4 separate regions of the Homo sapiens genome follow, and all the other regions are linked to region 1. The links are chromatin loops, found by intact Hi-C in ENCODE. Cell type or tissue: IMR-90. All regions are shown on one strand.

What was found. A loop is a pair of places that touch in the nucleus more often than their neighbours do. Peaks named below come from ENCODE experiments on the same cell type or tissue, not always from the same donor. Only the 100,000 strongest peaks of a DNase experiment are listed, where the experiment ranks them.
Region 2: it touches region 1 in a loop (2.2-fold over the local background); 6 of 110 quality-filtered maps call a loop at or near these places.
Region 3: a loop joins it to region 1, with 8 times the contacts of the local background. A loop is called at or near these places in 25 of 110 quality-filtered maps.
Region 4: it touches region 1 in a loop (3-fold over the local background); 3 of 110 quality-filtered maps call a loop at or near these places.

The regions. Positions count from the first base shown.
Region 1 is chr15:47,713,774-47,721,773 of GRCh38, reverse strand. SEMA6D (semaphorin 6D) reads right to left here and starts at 4,269. Exons shown (of 19, transcript NM_001358351.3): 1 at 4,082-4,269. RefSeq lists a silencer at 4,148-4,442. In IMR-90, a CTCF peak has its summit at 4,442 (motif pointing left); DNase peaks (open chromatin) are centred at 4,293 and 4,623; H3K4me3 peaks cover 4,138 bases; H3K27ac peaks cover 1,744 bases.
Region 2 is chr15:47,817,121-47,825,120 of GRCh38, reverse strand. The region is part of intron 3 of LINC01491 (long intergenic non-protein coding RNA 1491); the gene reads left to right. Among named protein-coding and RNA genes, the nearest start is that of LINC01491, 25 kb to the left of the region's middle. In IMR-90, no CTCF peak of the experiment used is centred here; a DNase peak (open chromatin) is centred at 4,130; H3K27me3 peaks cover 1,608 bases.
Region 3 is chr15:47,466,644-47,474,643 of GRCh38, reverse strand. It overlaps a transcript of SEMA6D not described here. Among named protein-coding and RNA genes, the nearest start is that of SEMA6D, 250 kb to the left of the region's middle. In IMR-90, a CTCF peak has its summit at 3,003 (motif pointing left); DNase peaks (open chromatin) are centred at 2,983 and 3,463; H3K27ac peaks cover 145 bases.
Region 4 is chr15:47,430,662-47,438,661 of GRCh38, reverse strand. It overlaps a transcript of SEMA6D not described here. Among named protein-coding and RNA genes, the nearest start is that of SEMA6D, 280 kb to the left of the region's middle. In IMR-90, no CTCF peak of the experiment used is centred here; DNase peaks (open chromatin) are centred at 3,841 and 6,961; H3K27ac peaks cover 1,132 bases.

The DNA of each region.
Region 1 (8,000 bases):
AGTTTGAGAAATAAGTACACCTCATGTGGTATCTGTGTGGACCACTGATTTGATCGCCCTTGGTTACATAAATGGTTGTTTTTCAAAGTAAGAACGTCTAGTAGTTTTCCTGTTGGGAGAAATGCAAGCAGCTTCAATTATCAGTGGCACTGCCAGTGTTGTCAGGTGTGAGGAGGAAAACTCCACCTGACAATAGCCACCTCAACTAGAAAGTGTTATGGTATGTTTAAAATAGTTATGTGATTTTTATTCTCTCCGTGTGTCATGGGAATAAATCAGAACACTTTTTTTTTCCCCAATTGGAAGTTGGCAGCTGTTCACAAAATCAGCGGCAACCCAAGACACTAGCTTTGGTAGATATTAACACTAAGTCTCCATTCACATGAGCCACAGAAAGTGAGATCTCTCACTCTAAGGACAGATTCAATGCGTGAATTACACTTAACAGTACATTGAATCATTCACTAGTGTTAAAGGCAGGTAGGCTGCACCACTGCAAATATCTGGTATGGATAATCTTGCTTTAAAATCTCTAGAATAAAATAATACACTTCTAAAGAAAGAAGCATATCTACATTTCTTGTCAAAAGGTCTGTTTTCCCATCCTTTATTTCCTTCTATTTTTGCTCTATTGAAAATACAGAGAAACATATCTGGCTCACCTGGTGTTGGAACACTGGCTAGCACAGCTCCTTGCAAATGATAAATATTCAGTAAATACTGCCTAGTTGGCATACCCCAACTGCTTCTTGCTTCCTCTAGAAAGGCATCTAGAATATGCAGGCTTAAAGTCTATCAATTAAAATAAAAGACAATATTTTATCACGCAATATAACAAGGAAAGAGTTCACCTCCTACGGTTACACTACTAATGGTTAGGCATTCAGCCAGGCTCTTAACTCTGCATAAAATGCATCAAAAGGGTGAAAAATGACCCTATTTCAGATGCATTTTTCACTCTTTGTATCTTAGTGAAACTCACATGCAAGAACAATGACTAAGCTAATTACCAAGGTTTATTATGATGGAGCAGCAAGAAGTGAAGAACTTCTCCAGTTTCAATAAGTCTTTAGCAATTATGGCCATCTTTGTGAATCAAGGCTCTGATTCCTGTTTACTTGCTTGTGGCCTTTCAAGCGACAGAAACCACGACATTGATGTAGGGGCCTGCTTACCCCAGTCACAGTTACTGGACAGAGCCTTTCTGTGCATGCAGCAAGGAACTGAAGTCTTCTGGATTTCTAAGTTGTCCTCACTCTAAGGACTAACGGATTTACATCACAGCCATCTTTCAAATCCATCAACCCATCAAACCAGGGGAGACATGACCAGATGGTGCTATTAGAGGGCACCAAAAGAAAAAAAGAGAGAAAGAAGAGGAAGACGGCAAAATGCCCACAAATCTAAATCAAACTCAAGTTAACCAGCTGTTGGTGATGAAGAAGTCACAACATTTCTGGCATACTCTCCTGAGTCACAGAAATGTTCCAAAAAAAAAAAAAAAAAAAAAAAGAAAGGTTATTGATATAGCATCCCTACGAGGAATAAGGCCAGGTAGGAATATTCTGTAGGATGCAGTAAGAAATAGTTGCTAGTTGTTAATCTAACAAAATGTGCCAATGAAAGAAAACAGTCTGCTCAACAACACATTTTGGAAGCCTTAGGGTTATCTATTTAACTGTCTTTCTGGAAGTACATTCTAAGAGACCTAAACCAAACAAAGCACAGACAGTAACTATAAAAAACAAAACTCAGCTATGGCTGAACTATGGTTTATTTATCTCTAGATGTTTAGGTTCATGGTAATATAGACCCAAATCTCAGAGCTTATCTGGCATTTTCTATTTATCTAAGCCAGAGTAAATGTTTGTGTAATATCTGCCAGCTTGAAAGAATATGCCTGTCACTCACTACATTAAACATGACTACACACAACTTAATTTCCTGAGTTAGACACCTAAGAGAGTAAGGGGATTTATTTTTTAACAGCAAGAGTAAACCAGTATCAAAAGCTACTGTTTTTAAGCCACCAAAGGAGAGTAAAATCCTTCCCTTGAGCGGTCTGAGATGAGATTTCTTTATACTACAAGGAAGAAACCTTGAAAATTTTCTTCAAACAAGTATTTTTCCTATTCTAAGGGACAGAGATCAAACCAGTTTAGAAAAATGTTAGACCTTTCCCAGGGACTTCAGCTTTGGAATAAACAAAATAATCCACTTAATGGCCCCAAATATCAAGTAGGGGGAAGGGCAACCTTAAAAAGCACCCATAATTTTTATTACAGACTTAAAATTCTTACCGCCAGAAGTTTTGGGGAAAAATCGTCCTACTCATTGCCCTTTCACCCCAAGTAACAGGAAACACTACAGTTATTTTTAAAGGAAAGCCCCCGCTGTAGTGGCAGACATAAGGTCCAATGACTGTTGACGAAGTCTATATATCTATAGTAACGATGTGCTGCGCCTTCCCTGTGAGATCATCCAGCTGACGGCGCTGAGGGCTCGGGATGCTGGAACATCAGTTACCGAATGGTCACCCCAGAACAGGGAGTACTGCCCTAAGTTCCTCAAACGCTGCGATTCATACCGGGACTTCAATCCCCCTCCACACCCCCACCCCCGCCAGCTCCCTGACATTTCGCCTTTTAACAAGTTCAGGATTTAAACAATCACCTGACAGCAATGGTCCCAAGAGTGGATGGAGCACAAATTTTTCAAACCCAATTCTCGTGCACACTTCCAAGTCCTTTATGACCTTTCATTTCAATCCAAGAATTACACATGACAGAAGAAGCTTCAAGCCCTCCTAAATTACCCAAGGAAGGAGGCTACTGTATCAGTTTCTGCAGACCAGGGACAAACACCGCCGCTGTCAAGACGGGAAATAAAAGTTTCCCTACCTTCCTCCTCACCATGCCCCTGCCAGCGGCTGCCGGCGCGAGCGGCGGCTCCCTCCCGGCTGCAGAACGCCTCTCGTTGCCGGAGAAGGGGCTCAGCAAAATTGACTCTTCCTTATTTGTTTCCATCCATAATTGATGGGGAGATGAGAACGTAACACATCTCAGCACCGAGCTCTTGTCGCCTGGCGGAGACCCTGTCCAAGACGCTTCCGTAAAGCATTTCCAGTCGGGGAACAAAGCACGGAAAGTTGCTGGGTAGAGCGGCCGGGAGGAGACACCGGGAGCCGGGTGGGCGGTGGGGTGGCCGGTGGGCTGCTCCGGGCCCGGGAGTCCGCCCGCAGCGCGCTCTGCCAGTAAGGGGAGAGGGACGGTGGGAAGCGGCCGCCCTCCGGGCCTGGGCCGGGGATGGGGATGGCCAAGTCACCCGAGCTCCCGCCCCTCGCCGGCAGGCACTACCCGGGGGCCGTGCAATCCGGGCGCTCACTGACAGGTATCCTACGCCCGCGAGGGGCTGCTCCGGCCTCAACTGCGGCGCTGCGCCCCTTCTCCAGGACGCAGGCTAATGCTCGCCCGCCCGCTCCTAGCCGGGCGCAGAGCTGCCAGACCCCGGGCGTCCCAGCGTCCGCTCTGGGGCCAACGGGCGGGAGGGGGCGGCTAAGCCCGCAGGCGGCTCCTTCGGCCTTGGCTCAGCTCTCCCCGGCTGGCTCCTGGAGACGCTGTGCCCGGCAGAGAAGCAACCCCTGCTAACCCCAGCTATGTGCGGGGGACGCCGAGCTGGCTCTGCCTGGCAAGAAACTTTTACTTGATGCCCCCTCCGCTTTTTTTCCAAGGGGGTGCACAGTGGAGGAGGGCCTCCAAGTCCACTTGCCCCTCCCCCTAAGCCGCCAGCTTTGCCAGTTTTGACGCGTCCGCCAAACCTCTCTAGCCCTTTGCGCGTCCCTTGCACGGCAGGCAGAGAGAGCAGCTTGGAAAATAAATCAACTGTCCAGTGGCAACACACACACACACACACACACACACACACACACACACACACACACAGCGATTCGGGATCTCAGGTTCCGACCCCCACCGCGCGCACACACACACACACACACACACACACAGCGATTCGGGATCTCAGGTTCCGACCCCCACCGGGCGCCACAAGAGCATTAGCAAATTGTTGAAAACGGTCTTACCTCATTGGGGGGAGGCTGGTAAGAAAAAAGAAAAAGAAAAAAAAAAGCTTGCCACGCGCAAGGAAGAAAGAAAATAAAGAAAAATATTGTAAAAATAGATATCCCTCTGTCTCCTTAGGTCTTGGCTTCCTTGATAGAATCCTGAAACTCGCCACCACCCCTTGCAGCAGCAGCAGCAGCAGCGGGACAGAGCAGGAGCAAAACAAACCGATGCACGGCAAATGGTGTAATTCGATCCATCTCCAAGTCAATCCATCAGGCGAGCCGGAGCCTGGCTCCCTCCACGCACTCGGCAGCTCCCGGCGCGGGTCCCACCCCCGGGCACGGACGGCAGGAGGCGCGGCCGGCCGGGCGCGCTCGCCCTCGCGGGTGAACCGTGGCCAGCGCCGCCTGGAGGCCCCCACCCTGGCGCCGCGGCCCTGCTGACCCCTCGGTGGCCTCCGCGTCCCTCCTCTCCGGCGCTCTGCTGCGCACCCTCCCTCTCCCCACCTCTGAGTAGCTGCTCCTTCTAGCAACTCCCAGTGCCTCAGTCATCCAGCTCGCAGTGGGTGCTGCAGCCTGCGAAGCAACCTTTTCGATTCCCTCCCTCTTTCCCTCTCGCTCACTTCTTTCAGAGCTTTCCTCCAGAACCCAGAGGACAAATCACTGCAGCCCAGGAGAGCTGCGGGCGCAGTTGTTCCGTGAAGTTCTGCCTTAGTTTTCCAGTGTAAGATTTATTTTTTAAGCACATCTTTACAAACCCGCCCCCACATTACCCCCCCGCCCCCCATTTCTCTTTATAACCACTAAGCAAAACAGCTGGGAAGAAAGCAATCAAACATTGCTTTATCTTTATAAAATACAGAAATTGCCTACTAAAAATCCCATTTCTACTTTGAATGAAAGCCATTCTGTACAGTATAATTTTGCAGGCTAATGACCCGGTTTTACAGGCAAGTGTTTCATGTAATATGTTGTGGGAGAAATGAAAATGTCCTTGAAGTGACATCATTTAAAATTGACTGTCACAAATGAAAGGAAAAAAAAAGTCACATATTCCAAAACAAGAGGATTTTAATTCAAACTTCATTTCCAAGAACGGGCTGTGTTTTATTAATTTCCAGTTGAATTATGGATCACTGAGGGCTCTAAATGGCTAGAATGAACCATGATGCCCCTGTTTAAAGAAAAAGAAGAGAGCTTTTTCCGCCAAACTTAATTTTCATTTGAGTATGGTTAATTACCGTGAAAGAGAGAAGAGAGGGGCGCAGAAAGGACTTCCTTTCCTCAATGGTTCCTGCTTTCTCCCAAACACAGTTACATGTTTACATTTAGGAAAAATACCCTGGTCCTCGTTGTTTCTGAAACTTCCAAGGACAGCCTTGAAAAGGAACTCAAAAAAGACACCCCAAGCAACTGCTGCAGGACTCATCCGGAGAACTATTTCCTCCCTAGTTAACACTGTGTAACCCAAGGAAAGAAGGGGAGAGAAGGATGAGGAGTCTTTTAAAATATAGACTCTTTCCTGCTGTTCTTCCAATTAGAAGAAAAGAGTAGGGGGCGGAAAGAACAGCTTTGGCAACACAGCTCTGTGATTTTTTTCCTGTTGTTATTAGGTCTTTTGTTGGCCGGCTAGTTGGTGTTTTCTGGTTGTGCTGGGCTCTGACATCATTGCAAGTTACTTGGCAGTCAGGGCCCTTCCCCAGCCAACTTCTGACCCAGAAAGCTGTGCCTGTTTCCTGGCGTCCAGTTATTCTGTATTTTCTCCATCAAGGGAGCAAGCCCCCGTTGCAGGCAGAGGATACTGTGCATTGCATAAAGATTGCAAGGGGGTGGCCATTGGCTTGATGAGGAGTCAAATCGCCACCCACCTGGAGACAGAAAGCTCTTGAGTTGTCCTGCATCTGCAGTAGCAGCAAAGAGGGAAAAAAAATTAAATTCTGGAGATTCCTAAATTCCTTGCTAAAATTCCACAATCGTCAGCTTTCCAGAGTGCCACCTGAAGAGTGCAATTTGCCCTAGACTGAGTTCCTAAATCCAGGAAAAAATAAACTTTTAGATTGCAGAAGGATATGCTGGTAGGTCGTTTCAAGCCATGGATTAGCCGTGTTTTCAGTCTACATTATCAGTGAAGACTTCGGAGTCGATCCCTATATTTGGCTTGCTGGGGATGAGAGGTAGGAAGTAGGCTCTTCACTGTGGCATGGTACGAATGGTATCCTTTACCTTTTGGTCAAGACCAAAATATTACTTTTAAGCATTTATCATTTCCCTGGTTCCAAGAATCTTGATAGGAAAACAACGCTCCTTTTATTTGGATTTTAGTGGAAAGAAGTCTAAGGAAAACTGCTAACTCTTTATGCAGCTACCATTGTTGTGGTTTATTAGCATTTGGTCTCATCAGTTGATTTTACACACTTTTAACCTTTTAACTTTGCTACTTCTCCAGTCTAACTCCCCCCTCTCCCTACCTTATGCTTTAGATGCTAGCATTACCCAGAAACTTGCGGTTCACCACTGTGCCACACTGTTTCATGGTGTCTCTGCTTTCTGGGTACTCCATCCCCATATTGGTATGTAGTTTAATTTCTGCTTTTCCTGACTTCTAGCCAACAATTTGTTTAAATGTCAAAACTTGCCTCATCCCACTAGCCCCTACCATGGGCATAAGTGCTTTTCTTCTGTGCTCCCCTAACCAGTTCACTTACGTAATTAAGTAAATTGAAGGCAAATTACCGATTTAGCATGTCTTCCCCACTCGACACTCCTTAACAGCAGCAATCTCTATTTACCTAGACAGTCCCAGTGCCCACCACAGTGCCTGGCATTTAATGGACGCCCAATAAATACTTGTTAAACAGATCTAACAATGGAACCTACGACTTTCTCACACTCCCTTATGTGCTAAACCAGAGAATACAGTCAGCTCTAGATTGGATCCTTCTCCATTTATTCATCCTGCGTCCCCAGGACTCAGCAAAGTACTGGCATGAGAATGTTTGTTAAATGAGTAAAAGAAGGAAGGTATGGATGAATGGAGATAATTGAGTGTTTTCACCAGAAGAAATTGTAAAGGGCTCAATGCTTTACATGGTTAGTGATTATGCTTAAACATTATCTACATACATTTCCCATCAGTGGAAAGTAGTCATTTTGTTTACAGTCCAGTTTGAAGCATAACGGTCATCTGAAAATTACAGAAAATCTGTGTGTGTAATTGTTAATAAAAGTTCATCAGTCATCAGAAAGTACAACTTCTTAACTGTTATTAAACAAAACATCAGTACTTAATATGCACCCAAACTCTGTTCTAAGCATTTTACAAATATTAACTTGCAACAATGCTACAAGGTAAGTACTATTATTATTATTATCATTTTTATAGATGAGAAAACTGAAGCTTAGAGAGTTTAAGTGAATTGCCTAATGTCACAGAGTAGTAAGCAAGTAGGAGTTGAATTCTACCCCTTACTTAGTTGTAATAGTAGTTAATAATAGTGAGGTCATAGTTAATAGCAATAGATGATAATGAAGTCTTTGGAATATTAGTCTGGATTGAAACCCAGGCTCCTCCTCTCACTAGACTTGTGACTTGGGATAATTTATTTAGCCACACATGCTTCAGTCTTCTCATCTGGAAAACAGGGATGATGATAATAATATTCAAATTGATTTTATAAAAACAGAATGTGGTAATGCATGTAAAGTGTTTAGCATCTGACCTGGAACAAAGCAAGCACTGAATAAATATTAAACAATGCTTTTATAGATTCTCCAAAGGCAGCAGAATCTGGGAATCCTGCAGAATTGAATTTGAAACTTAATCCAACCTCACATTAAATGTGAGATTAAGGGCAAAAGTCCATGCTACACAATAGGTTTGCAATAAATGTTTGTTCCATTCCATCTCCTTCATTTTCTTATCTATGTGTATATGTCT
Region 2 (8,000 bases), 100 kb before region 1:
TAGGACTCAGCAATAAAAATGAATAAATCATTGAGGCATACACCAACATGAATGAATATTAAAAACCTGTTAGGCAAAGGAATCAGACACCAAAGACCACATACAGCCTGCTCCTGTTTATATGAAGTTCAGCAACAGACAGAACTAATTTTTGAAATGAGAACAGAGTTGACCTTGCAGGGGATGGATTTGGTTAGGAGTAACTGGAAAGGAACATAAGGCCACTTTCTGGGATGATGGAGATATTCTGTGTCTTGATTACGGTAGTGGTTTCACGGGTGAATATATTTTTCTAAGCTCATTATCTATATGTAAATTTAATTCAGTAATAATAAATTTTAAAAATAGAAATAAGCGCCGCCCCCCACCCCCCACAAAAAAATAGCAACTTAAAGAACCAAAATGAAGTATTTAATCAAGTCTCAGGACAATGAGGAAGTAACATCTTATGTGGTTTAATGATAATATCATACAGAGTGTTAGACTGTAAGACAAAAAGAACAGATAGCAGAAAGCAATTTAACCTTCTACTATTATACATTTAGCATGATATTATGTTCAAGCTCTCCACCAATCATTTTGTTTTATATTAATGATTCCCCAGGAGAAGTAGTTTCACTTCTGGCTTTTTAAAAGTAGTTTGGCCTGTTTACTCATATTAGTAGAAACAATACATTCAATAAATCATCACAGCCTCCCACGTTCCTTGGCTGGCATAAAGCTGCTGACTGACGGTGTAGCCGCCAGGCTCTGTAGGACCTGCACCACCAGGCTTGCTAATTGCTACACAGCCAGGCAGATTTGAAGAGAAGATTATAGGAGAGGAGGCAGGGAGATGAGGAAGTGTGCCAGGAATTATGGAAGATGGTAAGGGCAGCCGAATCAGCATTTCTGAAACTAGGTGTGGTTTGTCTACCTTGATGTGCACATGGGCACCACTGTACTCACAGAACAACATGGTTTCTGTGTTTTTCATCAATATGAGCAGTGTCCGTGGCCATTTGACACAGTTTTCCCAAGTCCCAGACTTCTGGGATAGCTTTGGCTTAACTATTAAGATAGCTTCAGCTCATTCCTCATTTTGATGACCACACTTTAACTGTTTTTGGGGACATTTCTGAGAATTCCTAGATGGTCCCCATGTGTCCTGGTGTCAACTGACAGCATTCTCCCAGCCTGGCTCACTTTCCCAGTCCTCTCTGGCCTCTGGGTCCCTGTGACCTGCAGTGTGAGCACAGTGTACCCAAAGCAGCCTTGTCACCAGGTGGATCCTAAACTTAATGGCTCTTCAAGCTCTTTTAAAGGCATGAGGAAACCTGGAGAGTGATTGTAGCATTTGTTGTCTTAGTCTGTTCTGGCTGCTGTAACAAAAATACCATAAACTGAGGGGCTTATAAGCAACAGATGTTTACCTTTCACAATCCTGGAGGCTGGAACATTCAAGATCAAGACAGGTTTGGTGTCTGGGGAAGACCCACTTCCTAGTTCATAGAGGGCCATCTTTTTGCTGAGACCTCACATGGTGGAAGGGGTAAGGGAGCTTTCTGGGGTCTGTTTTATAAGGGCACTAACTCTATTCATCAGGGCTCTGCCCCATGATTTAATCACCTCGCCAAAGGTACCACCTCCCAATACCATCCCAGCAGGGTTGGGATGTCAACACATGAGTTTGGGGGAACACACATTGAAACCACAGCAGCTGTGCAACGTCACAGTTGCTGAGCTCTCAGTATTGGCAGATCCCCATCATCCTGTCCTGAGAGCTCCTTCCTTGGGCCCTGGCTTCCTCATCTTATTGCTGGCACCTGTGCTTTCCTTATTGAATCTCCTTTCCACTCTTCTCTTCCCCACCCTGTTACTGAGACCGGAACAGAGGAAAGGAAAAACTCATTTCACATGACAGCAAGCTCTTGTCATTATTATTGCCTTACCGTGCACAGTAATTTAGGTTCTCTTGTCTTAAGAACCCCATTCCTGGCCATGCCCTTGCCTCTCTAACCAGGAATCCTTTAAATAAAAGTGTCCTGCCCTCTCTCTTAATCTTTGCACACCTAGACACCCTACTCACTATACTCAAAAAGCTGCCTTCAGTTTCATAAAATAGTATTTTTGGCTTCCTTTTAATTCATTTTTTATGAACTTTGACTTTGTTTTCCTGATACAGGGGATAGTTAGGTTAGATGTTTGTGGAAGTTCAGCATTCTATAGAACATAGTTTAACTTACAATAAGAGAAAAAGGAGAGCACACAGCTCAGAGCCATCCTGTCTTCATTTCCTTCTTGCCTGGCTGTGTAGCCACTTTTATTTTTATTTTTTTATTTTTCAGGTGTTACTTTAATTTTTCTCTATTATGGGCACTGAGGTTGGATAAGCATGGGTCTGCCTCTGTCACTGCTTCCTCCAGGCCAGCAAGGCCCATGCAATGGAACTGAGCTAACAGACAGCAGTTCTGGCCACAAAGATGACCCCACTCAGCAGCCAGCCCGTGATGAGCCTGCACATTCATGTTCAACACTTTACCGCTGGCTGCTTGCTTTTACACCAGCTCTCCTATCTGATCCCACATGAGAAGGCTGCTGGAGGAATCAAAGTTCTCTGTACCACTAAGTTTAGCCTTATCCAGTGTTTTCTGACCACTGTTTTTTGAACCCTGATCTCCCCCAAAAATAGGCTTTGCCAATTTTTTCATATCAAATAAGAAAACTCCAAGGCCACTTGCTCTTCGCTCTGGCCTCCACTGCCTTGGTTTTATAATGTAGCAAACCCTTCTTCCACAAGACGCCTGAGCCCTGGGTGAAGCTGTTTTCAAGGAACAGGGTCACACATGGCTGCCCGGCCTGGCAGGCCTGCAGGCTTGCTGGCTAAGGCCAACTATAAACAAACCTGGATTAGCATTTTAAAACAGGTTTCACCAAAAGGATAACTATTTGTCATAGAAGAAAATACTACTGATTGGAGCACACTCAGACTGCCTTTAGACATTCTCCCATGCCTGTGTCCTACTTTCCTGGGGCAGTATTACAATATTTACCATAAAGCTGAGCATGAGCGTGGGGTCTGTGAAGTTCTGAGTTTACTGGCATACTGTCTTTCTTCCACTGCAAGAGATTAAGAAACTGGAGCTGAAAATGAAAATGTTCACTCACATTTTCTACACCAGCACACCAGAGGAGACAGCAATAGCTTCTTCCTTTTTCTTTTTCTTAAATAAATAGCACAAAGAATTGCAGCCAGCCAGCTCAGCTTGGGCCAACTTTAAAAGCCCACCACCAGATCCCCACCAAGATAAGCAGCCCCCACACGGAGGTGATCCACCATCATCTCTGAGAGATAACTAGGAAAAAAAGGAGAGATGCTTTTACAAAAATATCATGATTTGGCTCCTGGAGAAAAGGAAGGGCAAAATGCAAGTGGTGTTCCTTCTTCTCACCTTGGTGGCTTCCCCAAGTAGAAGAATTAATAGGCTTAGGGCTTATTAAGGTGAAATCAAAAGGAGAGAAAGACAGAGAAACTGTAATAACAATGGTGCTAGAGACTCTGAGGGTTTCCAGCAGGCTCATTTGTTTCAAGGAAGAACATTTAGGGAGAGGTGGATCCCCCTCTGTCTTCATTCAGCTTCAAATGGAAGAAGAAAAGCAGGAAGTATATAGCTAATATAGAAGGTATGATCCAAAATGTTGAAAACAATTCCACCTTTTCTTGCATAAACATTTATTGAATGTGTATTACGTGGCCAGCACTGTGATTGATATGGGTGATATTAATGAGATTCAATCATTGAGCTTATCTTTGTGAAAGAAGCCCTTCCACTTGCTGAACTGCTGAGACAGCCTCTGACGATTCGAATGAATCAGATGCTAGCCACAGTTCAAATGTCCTGTTGTGGACCATTTCTGAGCCTCTGTAATGGAGTTGCGGCAGTGATTTCAGAATCAAGCTAACCTACTCTAATTTTGGAAGCATTTATCTTAGCCTTTCCACCCCCCTCCCCACTTTCTACATCTGAATTGTTTGCACCACACTGATATCACTTATGTGAAATGCTAACCAAATTTCTTTCCCACATTCGACCTCAGTTTCTCCATATGTGTTGTTATAAAATCATCTGGTTCTGAGTCATTCAGTCTCTTGGCAGATGCTCAGTGCACTTGAAGCTAGTACGTGCTTGTTTGAAGTCCTTATGGTTCAGTCCTCCCTGTCTGTCAGTCAAGTGTATCTGCTTAATATCTCTATACGTTATCTCTATAAACACGCCTGTTGAAAAAATAATCTCCTGAAATACCAAGCTGATAGTATCTTTTCCAGCTATTGGGCATTGTTTTCTGTTTAATGAATAAAAAGTTTTCAGAAATGTGCATTTTAATTTACGTCCAGGACAGACTGCTGTCAGAAAGATCTGCTGGAATGCTTTCCTTTGAAAAAGAAGCTGGCAATGTAATACAACAAGCAGCTGTAGGCGGCCACATTATCTGCCTTGTCTTTTTCAAGCCTAGCCATGGGGTGTGTGTGTGTGTGTGTGTGTGTGTGTGTGTGTTTTGGTTGAAAAGTTGGAATGGAAATGAAACGAGGTATTTTTGCAGAAATTAAGCAATTACTATTTGCTGATGTAATGTCAATTCATAAGTGACCTCTGAACAACAACAAAGCACATCACTCGAAAATTTAAAAATAATCACTTCACTGAGCAAGCAGATGTATTTGTTTAGGTGAAGCATCCAAGAGTTACCTGACCCCTCCAGCTCACCCGTACTGCAAAAGATGGGGCCCCGTGTACCCATCAACCCGAAGAAGGACTCTGAAACCTCTATCGCCTACAGCCCGTGGGTTCTGACAGCAAAGTGAATCACTTCTGGGGAAGACAATGACTTGTTTACTTTTCACTGAATTGAAAATTGAAGATATTTCATAATAGGGTCTGGGAAAATTTACCAGATGTTTCATTGCACTATGTTCTCCTGTCAGGTCCACAAGATATAATGCTGAGAAAGGCTAATAAATCAAGGTGGGTATGAAAAGCTTAGGGATAAAATTCATAAAAACTTGAACTGCGGGAGGACACCTTTTCTCTAGCTGCTAAAATATGAAATTTCTTGACTTTTTTGGTGCTTCACAGATAAACTAATATAAACTATAGTTCTCATTTTTACTCATTTCTCCCTGCTTTCCTTCTATTCCTTTCTGCTCCAATTTAGCCAATCTAATGTCTAAATACAGAATAGAAAAATGTGTCTTCTAATTTACTTTAAAATGATGACTGGATGAATACGTAACCACTGCTCTGAATGGAAGACTTCGACTGGAAGACTTTTTCACATGACCCAGGGAAAGGCACAAAGAAACAAAGCTTGTGATGCTCTAAAATAATCAATTCATTTGGCCAACACCATGCACAGAATGGAAAGCTTTTGCCTCATTTTTCTTCCCCCCGCCTTCAGATTTTCAAAGTGTTTTATAAAAGCAAGTGCTAATAAACTGTGGCATTAACTAGAGAACACTGGTGCAGACTTTATTCTGGTCATCTGTTACTTACTTCGGGCCACTGTCTGTGCCATAGGAACTACAATCCCAGTTGTCTTAGTTATCTATTGTTGCATAACAAATCATCCCAAAACAAGAAATACATGTTATCTCACACTAACTTTCTGTGGGTCAGGAATTTGGAAGCAGCATAACTGGGAGGTCTGGCTCAGGATCTCTTGTGAGGCTGCAGTCAGATGCTGACAAGGGCCGCAGCAAATGACGCTTGACTGGGGCTGGAGGATCTGACTCCAAGATGGTGCACTCACATGGCTGTTGGCAGGAGGCCTCAATTCCTTACAGAGTGGATCTGTCCATAGGCTGCCCAAGAGTCCTCATTCCATGGCAGCTGGCTTCTCCCAAAAATGAGTGCTCCAAGTGAGAGAGTGAAAGAGAACTAGCAGGGGAATCCACAATAAGCTTTATTACCTAGTCTTTAAAGTCACACACTGTCATGTCTGCTTTATTCTATTTGTTAGAAACAAGTCATGAAGTCAGCCCACATTCAAGCAGAGGAGAATTAGTCTCCAACTCTTAAAGGGAAGAATATCAAAGAATTTGTGGACATGTCTTAAAATTATTCCACGGGTTGAATAGAATTTTTAATTGGTGCAGTTGACAGTGAGATCTCAATCAATACCATACATTGAAGAAAAAGAAGAAGAAGAAGAAAAGAAAGAAAAATAAAAATAAAAGCACAGCTTTGTTCAGGCCACTCCTTATCTTGCCTCATGAACTTCCATCTCAAGTCCCACCCGCAGACCTTATTTCATTCTGACACTGCTCATGGCTTTCACTAACTTCCCCCTAACTCCAGCTGTTGATCTGTCATTAGTAAATCTCAACAACATTCCAACCTGTTAGAAAAAAAAACAATAAGGCAGAGGCTCAGGTACCCCTAAAGTCTGGAGTCATAAGAAAATTAAAAATCTGTGAGTTCAGAGGACAGGGGTAAAGTGTATATGGAAAGAGGAGGGAAATTCTCCACAGATGGGACTGTTTTATCTGATGCATCCTGGAGTTCTGAGAGGTGTTGCTAAGGCCTCCCAGAGGTTGCTCTTGGCTCCTCCTAATGCCAGGGTAGGCAGCTCAGCTCTCCTATGTGTATCCAGCCTAGTGGATTTCTCTCTGGTCACTCCTCCGCAGCTTCACTGGGCTTCCTGGGCACAATGCTTGCAGCCTCTATTCAGAAGTAATCATGGTACTAAATCACTCTCTGCCCATTATCATCCAGAGCCTGTCCATAGACAGCTTTATCTCCCACCAGGAAGTCTGTTCTGATCAGCCTTTCACCGACTTCCTTTCATGCTTGCAAAGGGCAAGAAAAGTGGCTTCAGGGACTACCAGCTCACAGGGCACAGTCAGTGGTAATGGTCTTATCACTCGGCTACCTTCTCCTCCTTCCCAAAGGGAGCAGCAGTTAGTGTATCTGAGCCAGAGAGTCTGGCTGAACCATCCTATTACTGTTTTGTATAAAGCACTTACAGAATTCCTCGAGGGGAGAGGAGTCTCCAAGGGGAACTTGTCTCATTAAACTGCTGCCTGCTTTCCAAGCAGCCAGAGAGGCTCTGAGCAGGGAGATGCGACATTTGGGGGCTTGGTCATGCTAATGCAGTAACCTCTGGGCACAGGGACAGCATAATGGGGGAATCACTTCAGAGGAGAAAATGGGAAATGCGCTCTTCTCCTTTGCCCCATTTAATGGGGTTAAAGAAGAAACAATGACATTTTTATAGTTGTAAAAATGTGTCCAGTATAGATGCTTCTAGGTTCCTGTACCTAAAAACTCTTTATGATTTGTTCTATTCTTTCTTTTTTTTCTGGAAAATTCTCCACTATCTCTGCTCTATATTATTCTTTACTTAGCCCTAGATAGATTTTTAAAAAATGGCTTCTGAAGATGTGGTCTTTTAAAAGCTTGGTGAAGAAAGACCAAAAATTTCTTTAAAAGGCCTCTGGCCACAATGTCTTTCATCTTTGATTTATAGGAACCATTCAAAGGAACTCTCTGGAAAATAGCTTTTGGTGTTTGCTAAGAAAGCACCACAGAAAACAAGCCAACTCCCAGGTTGACAGGATGCTCTCTGCAGAGGACTTGGGGATTGCATTTTCAAAGGCTTCCAGAGCAGGCTGATGAATCTGGAGATGATGTATTCTGGATGCCAAATCATTAGGGAGTTCACTCTACTGGCAGCGTTCAGTTTCAGAAACAGGAGATGTAAACCTTCAGCACAGTGGATGGTATGTCAGGGTATGACTTCTGAATACCATCCTGCCCCACAGTGGGGCTGGCAAGTTTCTACTTCTCCCCTATCCAAGCTGCTTAGCCCAGAGAGGAAGAGCTCAGTTTGCCTCCTTCTTAGATGGGGATTTTAAACAAGTGTTTACACATTTACACTAGGTGGCCTGAGTCAGGGGCGGAGTGAGCTGGTAATGGTAGTGTGTCACGCACCTGTGGCACACCACCTTCCAATATTAGAGA
Region 3 (8,000 bases), 250 kb after region 1:
GCGTAGGTGTTAAATGGCTTTAATAAGTCAGTACCTACTAGAGGGATGCTGCACATATGAGTATTTCATTGAAGTCACACAAGACGCTTTGAGAAGAATCATATTTTAAGATGATTTTTAAAGTCATGTGACATTTGCTGTGAAAGATATACTTGTAAGTTTAAGACTTAATGCCACATACCCTTTGTGCAATAAGGTTTTCATTGCCTAGAAATAAAAGTGTAGTTTTTGTTTATGGTAATTTCATGGTATAATAGAAAAAAAACAAATATTGAGCAAACATTCTACAATTAATTAGGCCATTTACTCTTCAATCTACTTCTCTAAATTGAAAGGAGAGAGGCCTCTGGCTAAGATATTCTGACTCCAATTGTGACAGGGAGGGTCTGTCTTCCTCATGGCTCAGTGGTAAGCCTGCCTCAGGCAGCCCTCAGCTTCTTCTCAACTCAGTTCACTCCATGAGTCCAAAAGCAAGGCGACAAGCTGACAGGAACTCAGCTAGAATTCTTGGCCTTCTATTCAGCTTCATGAGCCAAAGGGAAAAGAGGCCACCTTCCAAGGTCCAGCCAGCTAGGAATTAAGCCTCCTTCTCCTTTTTTCTTCCTATACCATTGCCAGAAAGCCTGTGGACAGCCTTCCCAGGCTTCCGGCTCCCCTGGCCAGCTGGGAAAGGCACAGCCTTTCCAGAACCCGATGAGCTTGCCAACAATTTTTTTTTTCTTGCCCCATGTAAGAGCCAGAATTGCGAGATTACAAAGCCACCATCACAATATAGTCACTAATAGATGTTTTAAGAGTCCAAGGGGAAAGAAGGAGTTTCTGGGTCAAAGAAAAAGAAAGAAAATGATGAGTTTCGAGCAGTGTAGTCACAGTTTTTCAGAGTTTGCTGATAATCAGAGCAAACCTTTTCCTTCCAGGGGACCCCAGGCAGTCTGGAAGACGTGTCTCTGAAATCCGTTCAGAGCCATATTTCATTAGTTTTATTTTATGAGAAGCTTTCTTTTTAAGCATTAACCCCAATTCTCTAACGCATGAAAAATTTAAGTTCATACTTTATGAAGAGGCATAATGCTGGTACCAAATCTCTATTTTACATATAGACTTCCTGAGGACTTGATGGAGAGCCAGCTAGTGACTCTCTTTCTTTCAGAGTGTGTAATGTGAGTCAGGGGACTTCAGCATAATTACTGGCTTTGACAGGTGATGTAGATGACTTCCAAAGTTGGCCTTGGTGTCTCTTGGCTCAGGAACTCCCCTGGCCCAGCCACAGACCCTCTCTCAAGAGGTACCGACTCTCTGATTTGGCCTGGTATTATCAAGGGTCCACTGGCTCCACAAATCCTAAATCTTCTCTAGCCCCGGTTTTGGACTGGAACCAAAGCTGCCTCTGCAGTGGCTGAGGGGAAGGGCCCAGAGTGCAGTGGGTACTGCCAGCTGTGAAGTGAGGGTGAGGCTGCCACTCCTTTCCAGGGAGGCCTGTCTGCCTCCTCCTCTCATCTATGTCCCCAGTCTCACGGCTGTCCAAAGGATTAGCAAAGCATTTTCTTTTCCTCAGACTGACCCTAGAGAAGACGTAGAGTCTGAATGTCTCTTTTCCAGGAAGTTCCCATGACTCTTTGGAGAGCAGAGTGCTGTCTAACTTATCACAGTTACAGTTTCAAATGGCAGGTACTACACAAAACATTGGCACTGTCTTTCTCCAGAAAAATGGGTGTCATTTGCTCTATTATCTGCATAACTATAAGCAACCAGGCAAGTAGTCCTTGACAGAACAAAAGCATCTTCAACCCAAAAAAAGTGATTCTACCTCCTACCTTAGACTTCAGAATCCAGTTCCAAAAATCAAATCAATATTTTCCACATTGAACAATTTCAGGATTCAGTCTTCACCTATCTCTCCTTTATATATGTGTATCTCATTTAATCCTCAATTCTACTTTTTATATCAATGTTATTGGTATTTTTATTGATATTTTTGATATTTTTAATATGTTATTGATTTCTTCTAAAGCTCAGAAGAAATTAAGATACACAAACCACAAGATTAATGCCACATAGATTATAAGAGATGGAGGCAAGATTTGATACCAGTTCTCTTTGGCCACAAAGCCCCATGTTCCTTCTACTACATGGAGGCATCCACATTCCTCCAATAGAGTTCTAGGGTCATTTTGAATTCCCTTTTAATATCTTTTCTGTTTGAGAGAAAAATAAATTGCTCCTGCTCTTGTGATTTGGAAAGCATGGCCTACCGATAATTAGGGCATGTGGACTTGGTTCTAATTCTAATACTGCCAGTAGTGCAATAAGTGACTTAAGCAAGACATGGCACATTCTGGGCAACCGTTTTAAAAATGCCATCCATCTTTAACTTTTTCTTATTTCTCTGTACAATAGGGGCTATTAAAATACACAGGATTTAGAGCCCATGCTAGTGTCTAATCCGGCAGCACTTTGGCCCCTTTGAGAATCGAAATGGCAAAGCCAAGGTAATATGGTCTCAAACTTCAGCTGTCCTGCGTGGCTCCTATCAGTCACAATTGCCTTCTTGCGTTTTGCTGATCTCACTTAACCTTGCTTTCCAAGGATAAAGTATTTGTGTCCTCTATCTATTCTCTTTTCTCTCCCTCCATCCCCTTCCCCCTTCCCTCTCTCTCTTTCTCTTTTTCGTGTGTGTGTGTGTGTGTGTGTGTGTGTGTGTGTGTGTGTGTGAGAGAGAGAGAGAGAGAGAGAGAGAGAAAGAGCACAGCCAGGTAGAACTCTGATCACCGGAGGTTGGTATATTTCAGGAATTGTCTTCCATTCTCCTGACACACATTTGTTAACCTCAGATGTTACTACCGGCATTTTCTTTCATAGACATGCCTCGCTCTCTTCCCAGGAAGACACTTAAAAATCAAAAGCAGACTACCTTGTAATCTAGCTCCTCCCACTAGGCCCAGCCCCTAGTCTGGCTCAAATACCAAGGAATATGGGCTTATCTGCCAGGCTGCTCTCTACTGCCATCTCATGGTAATTCAGCCTTTCTCAGAGAATCAACCTTTCAGTAGGTGCAGACCCTCACAGGAGACAGAAATCATAAAGGCTCATGTCTGCCAGAGCAGCAGTCTTTACGACAGATTGTGTAGGACTTAAAGGCTGAAAATATCAAGAAAATTACTGAAGGAGTTGAATGTTTAAGCAAGGTGTATATCATAACTTGATTTCAAAAAGTAACAATTAAGAAAGTATGACTTATGACAGAAGGTGAATCCTGAATCAGAAAGACCCATTTCTGGGGGGGAAAGTGGGAGTTTGAAACATACCAGAATCTTGAAGATATATTTATGGAGATGAACAAACTGAAAACATCACTAAGAGTCAGCAATGATTTCAACACAATGACTAGGACAGTGCGTCAGTGTCTCAGAGTCTATAAAAGCAAAGTCACAATGAAGTCCACTCAGTCACCCAATGCCGTGTCACTGTGTGCGTAGAATTGTCGACTGCCCTGGCCCTGCTCCCACCAACATTCATGAGGAACAGCAGCCACATGTCCACTCACAGACTCTCTCTGGCACTTGGCTGCTGCTTCTCCCATCACTTGATCATAATTTGGAGTATTTCCATCTATAGGCATCATGCAACTTGCCTTCCTGTGTGGCTGCTTAACAGACAAGGCCATTACAGTGTACACATTTGGTTATGAAAAGAACACACTTTACATTGAATAAAATTTGGGAACACCCCACAAAGGACTGTCAGTGTATGGCATGCAACTCACTGACCCAGGTTATGATTCAAACGGTGTGCTTGGGCAGTGCTTTTATTATTTATCTTTATTCTCCTCCTATTATATTTTTTTCTAAATTGGCAAAGAGGGTTTAGATAATAATAATAATACTTGTAGTTTGAGCTGTATTAAATCAAGAATCCAATCTGTAAAGCTAACCCAACCTGACCACTTAGTCAAGCTCGTCTAATGCCAATTTGAGGCAAAAATCAAGATTAGGTTAAATATTTCCCTAAAGGAATGAATCTTCCAAGTTCAAACTTAAATCAAACAGCAGTATCATTCCATGCAGAAGAGACATAATTGCAAAAAAGTTCATGCCTTACCTCCAGCAGTCTTGGGCTTCCAGAGGGCTTCAGGCTGTCGATTTGCGAACAAGAGATCCAGGATTACGCATTCTACAGTAAATAGAAAAAAAAAGAACAAAAATATATTGGGATAGCTACAAATGCTGTGAAAATGTGTCACCTACAGACTACTAAAAAAAGAGAAAATAAATTGGAATTAGGTTCATAATTCCAGTTGATATAAGCAATTCTAGGCCTTCAATCAAAAAGATTTCTCCATGCAAAACTTAATAAGTAATCCAACAGTGCTGACCAGGGCCTGACAAAACATATGGCATGGTTATTGTAGGTAAGCAAGACCATTAGGTGGAACAAGGACATGGAATAAAGTAACACCAAGGCACACCGTAGCAAAGTTATTTCCTTTCCAATAATTACAATTAGTTCATGGGAAAAGTCTTATTTTGGTTAAAGTATGTCTCTAAACTGTACTAATCTCTCTTTTAACTAATTTGGGTATTGGTAGACAAGATTCAACTAGAATTTATTAATAGGGTTTTTTTTTTCATTGCATTTGTATTTATATGTCTTCTATTTACCATCTGCAGGACACTGTGAGGAGCAAGTTGTGATTAGTATACAAAGTCTCGTGGAGTTTATAATCATGTGCACACTTTTCTGAGAGGAGAAATAAAGTATTTCCTTATAAAATGGTTTTCAACTTAAGTGGGAGTAAAGTAAATCTTAAGTAAATAATAACACTTTTAATATATCAACATACAAAAGATCTTAAAAGTAGTAATAAGTGACTGAGTTTGGGAAATAGAATTTTCATGAAGAAGGGAGGTAAGCATACCTGGGAGATTGGAAGCTAAATGAAGACAGAGTCAAGGATGTCTTTGTTAATTTTATCTCCAATATCCAGCAAAGTACATGGCATATGATAGGTATTTGATAAATACTTTTACAATAGATGAGCAAATAAACACTTTCTGGAGAATCTGGAGGATGTTTAAATGTCTGAGCTACTGATGGGCATGAAACAGGGCTTGCCTATTATTGTAATTCTAATATCTGGAGTTGTTAATCTAACAGTACTCTGGGAATACTTACTGCATATATAACTGAACAGGTTGAAGTGTCCTGATTTCTTAACATTTCTCAAAAAGAAAAGGAAAATGAAAAAAACTGAAGACAATTTTGAAGTCCTCCCCCCACTAAACACACACACACACACACACACGCACATGCGTGCACATACACACACACACACACACACACACACCTTAAAGCAACTGTCCTCAGGCATTCCAAGGCAGGAAATCCGCCCCTGGTTGGGGCAATAAGGGGGTGCACTGCCTGTTAAGAGTTTTAAAATCATAATAAAGTTCAATTAAAAGTTGATTTGCTTTTTATCATCACCTTGCACTGATAATTCTCAATCATGTCAGTGATAAAATACTCCTTCCTCTGGGCAGACAGCTCCCACTACTCACTATGCCATTGAGTTCAGAAAAGATGGGTTATTTACTTAAAACAGGTAAGAAATTATGCTGACAGGAAATTTGGCAGTGACAGACTTTCCGTACCCAGAGACCTCAAGAGTTCAGGGGCCAATGAAAAGGAAAATCCAGGACTTTCTACATAAAACATTCCAAGAAAGTCTAGACAGGGTGGAATAGGAGGAATTGGTCTTGGAAATCATTCTGAATGGCTTCCTAGTGTGTTGATGAGGGTAAGCGAATGCAGCCCAGGGGAAGGGCTACTCCCTTTAGCCTGAGTGTCTAACAGTTGTGGGCAATTTTATCTGTACTATTCAAACCTGGATATTGGATATTAACAATTCAATCTGTGCTTTATTGATCTTTTCTGTAGAAGATAAGTAAGGAAAAGTGCCGCTTTAATAATTGCACAGCCTGTCAACAGCAAAATATGTAAAATAAAGGGTTTTGATAAGCAGGTGATCTTTCGGAAGGTATTGGGTCAGCTGCTCTTGATAACTCCCCCTTTGCTGTGAACTCGCTCCACGTAACACAGCTCACTTCATATCTACAACTGCCTCTTCTGAGGTTAGCCACCATGGCTGACCATGGCCCTTGGTGACTTGTGTCCTTTCTCAGAGCCGAGCTTTCACCCACTTATACTGAGTACCATGAGTAGGACAATTCTTGCTCCTCATTGCCTGTTTCCCTGCAGAGCTAGTGCTCAGACACTTGTTTCCACACCATTTTACCACTTCTTCGATTGCAGTGGTTGAAACAGTCTCCATTTCTGCTAATGCTGTTAATTCAGGATAAATTCTGCTATCATGAGAAAATGCCAATAATGGAAATCACTTTCAGCTGTAACTGCATTTTCAATGATGAAGAAACATAGGTATGAACACACATACACACACACACACCCGCACACAAACACACAGTAACATATATTTAAATTAGAAACAAGGTTGAAGTTGCTAATTTTCTTGATTGTACTGTATTTCCAACAAGAAGGCAGTCAAATCTAGTGCAATAAGTGACAATCAGTGGCATAAGACCATTATTTACATAACATATGTATTGGCCTATGCTTCACCAAGCACTGTGACATTAACTGTCTCAAAACAATCCTGTCGGTATTATAATATTATTATAATATAATTTTTATGCTACAGATGAGGGGAAACACTAAGGCCGTAAAATTAAAGACAATTTTTCCAGATCACATTACTAGTAGGGGAAGGAGTTCAAACTGGTCTTCTTTCTGCTTCCTAATGGAGCAGGCACATTTACTAAATGGCACCGATGCTGCCGGTGTAGGTCTTACAGAAATAATTACGACAGTGATAAAGAACTATATCAATGATCTCTTAGCATCCTGGCAGGGAAAGAAAAGAGACAATGAGTTAATCCCTAGCAAAATGCCATGATGTGTAAAAAAGAGAGAAACAGCTCCACTTCCATTTCGCAAGCACCTAAGTCAGCGCTTGCAAAGTTATCCCTAATTCAACAGCTTTTTTTCCATCCCTTCCTCTACTTCTCAATCTACCATTTAGCTAACATTTTCCAGTAGTTAGTTTCCAGAAATTTGCCAACATTCTTGCATATTCAGCCTTTAAACATTAAATGAGAATACACAGGGTATATGGCCTTATGTCAATCTACCTTCTCTACATTGCCTCTTCTAGCAAGCATTAGCATTAATACCGACATGTTTACATCATAATTACTTTAATTTCCTTGGCCCCAACCAGACCCGGAGTGTGTCAATCCACAGTGATTTCCAGGGTGGGGAATGATAACTGGTCTATGAAACATAAATTACAATAAATGCTTGGAAACTTGGCATATCACTTCTAAAATGATCTCAGCCTTGTAGCAGGGAGGGCACAAGCCTTTTACATTGATATGGATAACTCACAGTTTTCCAGGTCTTCATGTTCTCATTTCTAAACAAGAACAAAAATTATTATCCTTGTGAAGAAAAGGGAACCCTTATATACTGTTAGTGGAATTTTAAATTGGTACAACCATTATGAAAAAGGTGTCAAGGTACCTCAAAAAAACTAAAAATAGGCTGGGTGCAGTAGCTCATGCCTGTAATCCCAGCACTTTGGCAGGCCAAGGTCGGTAGATCATTTGAGGTCAGGAGTTTGAGATCAGCCTGGCCAACATGGTGAAACCTCACTTCTGCTACAAAAAAAAAAAAAAAAGCCAGGCGTGGTGCTACACTCCTATAATCCCAGCTACTAGGGAGGCTGAGGCAGGAGAATCACTTGAACCTGGGAGGTGGAGGTTGCAGTGAGCCGAGATCACTCCTCTAAGCTGGTGAGCCTGGAAGACAGAGCAAGACTCCATTTCCAAAAAAAAAAAAAACCACACACCTAAAAACAGAACTGCCATACAGTCTAGCAATTCCACTTCTCGGTATATATTCAAAGGAAATGAAATTATTAATGA
Region 4 (8,000 bases), 280 kb after region 1:
GGAGCTAGCCATCTGTGGAAAGAACATAACCAGAAGGACAGCAACTGCCAAGATCCTGGGGCAGAAGCCATGTAAGGTGGGTTTCAGGAACAAGAAGGAAACTAATGATCTGTAGCATAGTGAATAGGGGGTGGGAGATTTTAGGGGAGGAGAAGAGATGGGTAACAAAGAGTCAAATCTCATAGGATAAAGTGGGCTGTTACACGGATGTTGGCTTTTACTGTGTGCAAGGTGAAACTCTATCATGGGGATTTTCAGTAGAGAAGTAGTAATATCTGATCTATAGTTTAAAAGATCACTGTGGCTGCTGTGTTGAGATGGGTTCTAGGAGATCATGAGACAAAGAAGAGCGATGACTTAGGAGGCTATTACAATCAAGAGATGATGGTAGCCTGTACCAGAGTGGTGCAATGGAAGCCATGAGAAGTGGGAGGTTTCAGTATATATTCTGAATATGGAGTCAATAGGATTTTCTGATAGATGAGATGTGAGATGTGAAAGAAGAGAGGTGTCAAGGATAACTCCAAGAAGTTTGGGTGTGAGCAGTTAAGATGATGAATACTACAAGCTGAATAACCTTTGTGGGAAATATCGGAAATTCACTTTAGAACATGTGAAGTCCAACAATTCAGTCACACAACCAAATCTGGTAGCAGTTATAAATTGGAAGTCCCAAGAATGACACTACCTTTATAACTCCCTCCACCACACACATCAATTCATCCCAGATTTTGCCAGAAACTTAAGTCGCAGCAAGGTACCAAATAAGAAAGAAAATTTCTATAACAGGCTCATGAATAAAATAATTTTAAGGGGTTATTTTTGGTGCTTTCAAGACAAACATGAGAGAGAGAGCCCAAGGTTTTTATTGAGTGTTACCTCTAGGAAAAGAAAATTTGTAATTATAGCAAATTAGCTGAATCACCTGCACCAGGCTATGACTCAGACAAATCAATGCTGCACAGGTCTCCTGAAGGAGGTTCTCCTTTAGTCAGAGAAAATGACAGTGATTAAGGGCCAGTCCAGGAGGTTGGTATCTAAGGTGAGAGACACTTCTTTTCACAGTTTAACTAACCAGATACTGCTTAATTCCTTTGCTAATTTCAGACTGTTGTGGGTGGGGAATGATTTGGGATGAAGGAAAAGGATTAATATTATGTAGGCAAGTGTTCTGAGGAAAATTTACACAATTTATTTTCAGTCCAGCAGGAACTGAGTATTCAAAAACTTTTCTGACATGCTTGTAGATGACTAATAATTTTGATACATTCATTCATTTAACAGTAAACTTTATTACTGCCTACTGAAAATCACAGGTTTTCTTAGTGATGGGAGTAAAAACATCATAAGACATGACCCTTGCCCTAAAGATCACTGTGAACTTTCCAAGCCTATAAGAAGGCTAGATGTTCCTTTTGATAATCTGAATGGGCACATAATACAATTTGGATTAGGCACAAGACAGCAATTGGCTAAGGAGATATTTGACTAAAGGAACCATTGGAAACTTCTTTTTCATGGTGAGGAATGGAAACTTCTTTTTAGTGTCAGTGAGAGACAGACAACCAAACCATCCTCTCTTCTATCTCCCCTCCCCTCCCCTTCCCATCCCCTCCCCTCCCTACCCTCCCTTCTCTCTTTCTTTCTTTTCTTTCCCTCCCCTCCCCTCCCCTTCCCTTCTCTTCCTTTCCCTGCCTCCTTCCTTTCTTCTTTTATTTTTTTTTTTCTGAAACAGAATCTTGCTTTGTCACCCAGGCTGGAGTGCAGTGGCACAATTGCAGCTCACTGCAACCTCAACCTTCTGGGTTTAAGTGATCCCCCCACCTCAGCCTCTTGAGTAGCTAGGACTATAGGCATGCACCACCACTTCCAGCTATATATATATATATATATTTTTTTTTTTAATAGAGATAGGACTGCCCAGGCTGTTTTCAAACTCCTGGCCTCAAGGGATCCTTTGGCCTTGACTTCCCAAAGTGCTTGGATTACAGGCATGAGTCACTATGCCCAGCCTAAAATATCCATCTTTAATGTTGGCACCAAGTAATCATTTTTACATAGCATTTTTTCTGCATCATAAAATTAAGAACATTAAACTTCTACTTGAGATAAATATATAAAATATATATATACATATATTAGTAATTTAGTGTCATTAGAGCATCACAAATACTATTTGTATTAGTCAGGTCAGGCTAACAATGACATGGTAACAACCCCAAATCTCAGCACATTAATACAGCCAAAGTCTTTTTTCTTTTTTTTTTTTGTGAGACAGACTTTCACTTTTGTTGCCTAGGCTGGGGTGCAATGGCATAATCTCAGCTCATTGCAACCTCCGCTTCCTGGGTTGAAGCGATGGTCCTGCCTTAGCCTCCCAAATAGCTGGGATTACAGGCGCCTGCCACCACACCCAGCTAATTTTTGTATTTTTAGTAGAGACGGAGTTTCACCACGTTGGCCAGTCTGGTCTGGAACTCCTGACCTCAGGTGATCCACCTGCCTCGGCCTCCCAAAGTTTTGGAATTACAGGCATGAGCCACCGCAATCGGCCCAAAGTCAAATTTTTAATTTGTGCTACATATCTAATATGGTGGAGGGCTTTCCTCCATAGAGTCATTCAAAAGACCAAAGTGCTGAAACACTCAACCCCCTCAGAAGATGAGAGACTGGTTCATTAAGTGTGGATTTCTTACTGCTTTAGCCTGAAAGTGACACTTCCCTTCACAGCCCATAGTCCAAAGCAAACCATATCGCCCCTACTAAACCACAAAGTATGGGGAAATACAAGGAATATTTGACAAGCACTTGTCCTTTCTATGCTATCTTTTTGTTTATTTTTAAGGAAACTGAAACACAATAATATGACTATAGGGTCTTAGTGGCCCAAAACATGATTTTTCTTTAAAGTATATAAAGAAATCAATGAAAAACAGTTTTTTAAAAAATGTCTAAGCTCTCAATGAAAGGGAAAAGGGTAAACTTAACTCAGTCAGTAGTGCCTCTACCCAGAAAGAATACAGTATGCATCTTGCATCTCTCAAGAGCCAGAGCAGAATTGGCCACACTGAGCTGGAGCATTTCAAGGGGCCAGCACACAGCAGCCACAGACTTCCCTTAGCTCAGAAAATGGTGAACGTGGCTCAACTGGGTAGGGAGCCACATGTCATTAGACTTGCCATGTGCAAGTCAGTGTTTCTTATCAGGGCCTTTGAGAGTGTATATTACAGGGCATAAGGAGGAAAAACAGAGTTTCCACCATTCTAGGAAGCCAAATTTTGCTACAGAAGATGGTGACAGAGTAGAGTGAGAACCTACTCTATTTTACTAACAATTTGGAAAATAACAGAATCAAAGATAGGGATTGATGATTCACAAACCAGGCTGCTTTTACAATAGCAACCTCACAGGAATTCTAGACTGTTGTTTAGAATATTTCCTTCTCCATTCAAAAAAATGGTGTTTTCAAGTAAGTTCTTTCAAGAAAAGCCCAGCTTCCCCACCACCTACTGTTAACTGCAAAATCTATGAAGAATAAGTTAAAATATAGTATAAAAAGAAACTGAAATTCGAATCCAATGTGATGTTTCCAACATGGTTAAGTTTAAAATCTGGCCATTTTTTAAGAATTTACAATTCAGTGATTTATTTTTAACATTTATTATCTTCCTTTGGGATCAAGAGAAAGCTGTCAAAGAACTGTGGTCTATGTGTGTGTATGTGAGTGTGTGTTGTTTCTGATGACCAGCTGTGTTTAGTCCCTCTTCAAGGTCAAAGGACGGCCCCATTTTCTTCCCATCTGGCATATTTCTTACAAAGAACGCACTGATATAAACACACATATTCCTCTTGTGCACTAAGTCTCATTCCTGGATTGATTATGGGTTAGTCAATGGGTCCTCACATATGATTCAGAAGGAGCTATGCCATGTGGGACCACACATTATCCATTTGTAGAATGAATTCTATGTACTAGACATTATTTATGTGCTGTGTAGGATACAAAATTGGATCAAATACAGACTTGACTCACAAAGTAGCTTCCATCAAATAGTGTATCACTTGCCTATAGTCTGTTTCTGAAGACAGAGAAGGAAAAAAAAGTTATGTTTATATATCACTGATCATGGAAGCTTCCAAAATAAGGAAAACAGCAGAAAACTGTCAGGATAGCATGTAGCAAGAAAAGAGAGAATGGAGGGTGGAAGAAGAAAAAAAATATCTGCTTTGACTCAGATAGCTCACTTCTTTAGAGCCAGGATCCTCCTCCCTCCGCTTCAATTCTGTATCACCATCAACCTACTGAATATTCCAATCTGCATGACCCAGAATGCACCCATTTCAACAGGATTAAACCCCTCTTTCCAAACTGCTTCCTTCCTGCTCATTTCTGTCCGTTTTTTCAGTATTTATCACCAGGCTTGAACCACACAGTTACCTTGTTCTTCCCTTTCTCCCTCAGCCTCCAAATCGATTCACTCTGTCCAATGCTACTGCACACTGTTTCTCACTTTCTAATAACACTGACTCTCTTTCAGTGGAGGCCTCAACATCTCTTACTTAGATGGTTGTCATTGTGGCCTTCTCATTTTTTCTCTGCCACCTCAACACCACCACTTATGATTTTAGCCAACTTTTGGAATTTATTCAGATGATGAAAACTTACTTCTTGCTGAAAACCTTAATATTCAGTATGTAGATGTAGTTACTGAAAGTCCATCTCATAGTTTATATTTTCAAATGCATAAGGAATCTCTGGTTAGAAGATGATGCTTCTATTACTGATTATTTCTTTATCTTAATCTCTTCCACATCTTATAATTGAACCGAATGTGACATTTAAGCCATATTTTCTGTTTACCCCATTGTGCTTTGGAAAGAGACTAAGAGTTATCCAGGAATTCCAAAGTTTTGGTGGTGTTTTTCTATATCTATAAATCAGGTATCTCCCATACTCTGCAACTTCAGTGAGTTTATTTTTCAAATTAATCACTAACCTCAACTAAAACTCGGTCTCAGAATGTGTGATCTATAAAACATTGAATTGCAATGTTTGGCAGAAAAAGATTCTGATAAAATAAAGCAAAAAATAAATTAAATGTAATAGTCACATAAACATCTCTACAAGGGGTCAATTTTTATTGAAATCTAAAACCTGCTATTCTTTTGAAGCAAAATCATAGTTTAGCTGGAGAGGTTGACTGGTTAATGAAAAGTCATTGAAGTCTCTACTGTGGTTTTTATTGCTGTTATTCTGCATCTGTTGTTTAGAAGACACATTTTATAATGGCATACTTGGATATATGTCTAATATATAAATATATAAATATATAAATACTTGGCGATAATGCCTCTAGATCAATAAATGTACAACCTTTTATTAGTATTCCAGTAACAAATAATTGAAGAGCCCAATTCAAGTTTATGTTTGCGTTGTCTATGGAAAGAGCTCAGCAACAGAAATTAACAACATAATTAAGAAGAAAGTGACAATGTCTAGAAAGAACCAATAGCATTTATCAAAATTGGTAAATATAGCTTATAGTCTATAGACAGCTTATAAGGAGGAATATACCACTATTTATCAGCACTTAGCACACTGTCTGCCACAAAGCCTCAGGAAATTTTTGTGGAATTAGTCAAAATTTTTGAGTAACCTATAAATATGGGAAGGATTCCTTCACAAGTAATAAAATCATTTTACCCAATCTTTAAGAAGAAAAAAGCTCATTAAGTTTTTGATGAATTACTGACAGTGTAGTTTATTTTAGTTTGAAAAATAATTTTTACATCTTAAAAATGCACACTTCTCACCAAAGCAAAAATGACATACATTTAATCATTTGCACTTTTAGTTTTTCCACACAGTGGTTCTCCTAAGTGATGCTCAGATCATAATTAGGAGTGGTTAATTATAGAGTTGCTTTTTCATCTCAAGTGTGGTCACATGGTCTTTTCAGCTCAGTTGCCTGTTCTGTTTCTTCTCAGACCAAGTCAAGTCACTTTGCCATTTTTTTTCTTTTTTGGGCTGAGTACTTACTAATTGTGTGTGTATATGTATATACATATGCATATAGCTGTATATGTATATACATATGCGTATATGTATATACACATAACACATATGTGTATGTATATATGCATATGTATGTTTGTGTGTGTGTATATATATATATAGAAATAAATGTGTGTGTTTATGGAAAGAAAAAGAGAAACAGGGTGAAGAGAAGGAGAGAAAGAATCAGAGAACAATTAGGTTTTAATAAGAAAATTGTTTCCCCTTCTAAAATTTCACCAGTCTCAACAAAATTTACTTTTCATGTGTTTCTATCGAACCATATTTATAAATCATGTTTATTCAGGAAAGCACTTTTTGCTCCTACTCTCTCTTCTTATCTCTATGTTACAAAGACAGAAGACATAAGAATCATATCTACATAGTTTTATGGCATGGACATTGTCTGACCTGCCATTTATTTTCAGTGTGAGTATTAACAGGTCTGAAGTTGCTCTTGGCTCTTTTAGGGTTCACTAATGATTTTGTGAACACATAGCTCTCCTCTTAAAAAAGAAAATATCTTTTTAGATCTCAGTGCCTCACACATTGCTTGATGCCCTGGAACATCACCCCAGCCCAGCCATGTAACATTGCGGGTGGTTGGGGGTGGATATTTAGAAGAATAAAAAGAAACCATTGATACATCTATCACATTTCCAGGTTGTCTCAATGAATGCAAAGGCTTGTGCATACACAGAAGACACTTATGAAATAAATAAGAGGCTTATTTATAATTATTATCTTTGTTTCAACAGAAACACTAAGATATCTTTTAGTCACATAAGGCATGATGTCACGAGCATTTTCAACTGTACTGTATCTGAAGTCTAAACTGTGCATTTCTTTCGTGCATGTGAATCAAGAGAAGGCATTCAAAACAGATCACACAGGAAGCATTTTTGTGGGTGGCCTTGGAATTGGGACCAGCCTGATTCACTCATATGCACATGCTAGACCTCAAGGGCCAATGACCAAACAGTGTTCCTGCTGTCCATAGTGGCAGTTCTGCCAGTCAACCCTATCTCCAGCCCACAACTCCATCTATGTCTACCAAGAAGGTGTGGTTAGTGAAAAATCTGGAATCACTGCGGGAGGATGTAGGTTTGTTGAATAGTGGGAAGAGTTACAGAGAGAAAATTATGTTCATAATGAGGATACAGAAAAAGGGGTAAAGATTTGGGTTTGAAGCTATTTAGTCTCCAGGTAATGTTTGAAATGGGAAGGGAACTGTTTAAACTACAGTGTTATGCTCAAATTGTGCTTTGAGGTGTTAATTTGAAGGGCATGTTTCTAAACATATTTTATTTGGTTTATTATTTAATTTAATAAACAAAATAAAAATGATATTCAATTGTATGATAAAAGTCCCTTAAATCAAATATTACAAAGAGAAATCTTAAGACTCACATTATTATATACCTTGCATACAAATAGCCATCCATCCTCAAAAATGAGACCATGAGCCCAATAGTTTTCATGTCTGTTCTTTGAAAAACAAAAGTAAAAATTTATTTCAATCTAAATGAGAAAAAAATCTTATTTGAATCAACAAGAGAGTGTAATTTATCTAGAGTTTGTGAGTTTTATTGATAGCTATAGAAATGGCCACCATCTATGATCCAGGGGACTGGCTGCTATGACTTGCCTCACAAAAGAACTCCGTGGCTAGGGCTCATGACCATCTGAGTTTTGCTGGGCTTACCTGGGCTTCCCAGATGAGAAGCCTTGCTCCTGCAATTCATCACCTCCATCCCACCTCAACTAAGAGGCTACACCGCTGAAATGGTAGAGGGATGGTAAAGAGTGAGGAGGGGTGGTAGCATTTGACTTGGTCTTGGTAGTTTCTCCATGAGATGACGCCTGGACTTTGAGACATTACCTTGGGCCTGTGGGGGAATGGAGTAGAAATGGGGGCAGGGTGGCAAGTTATAACATTGAAAGG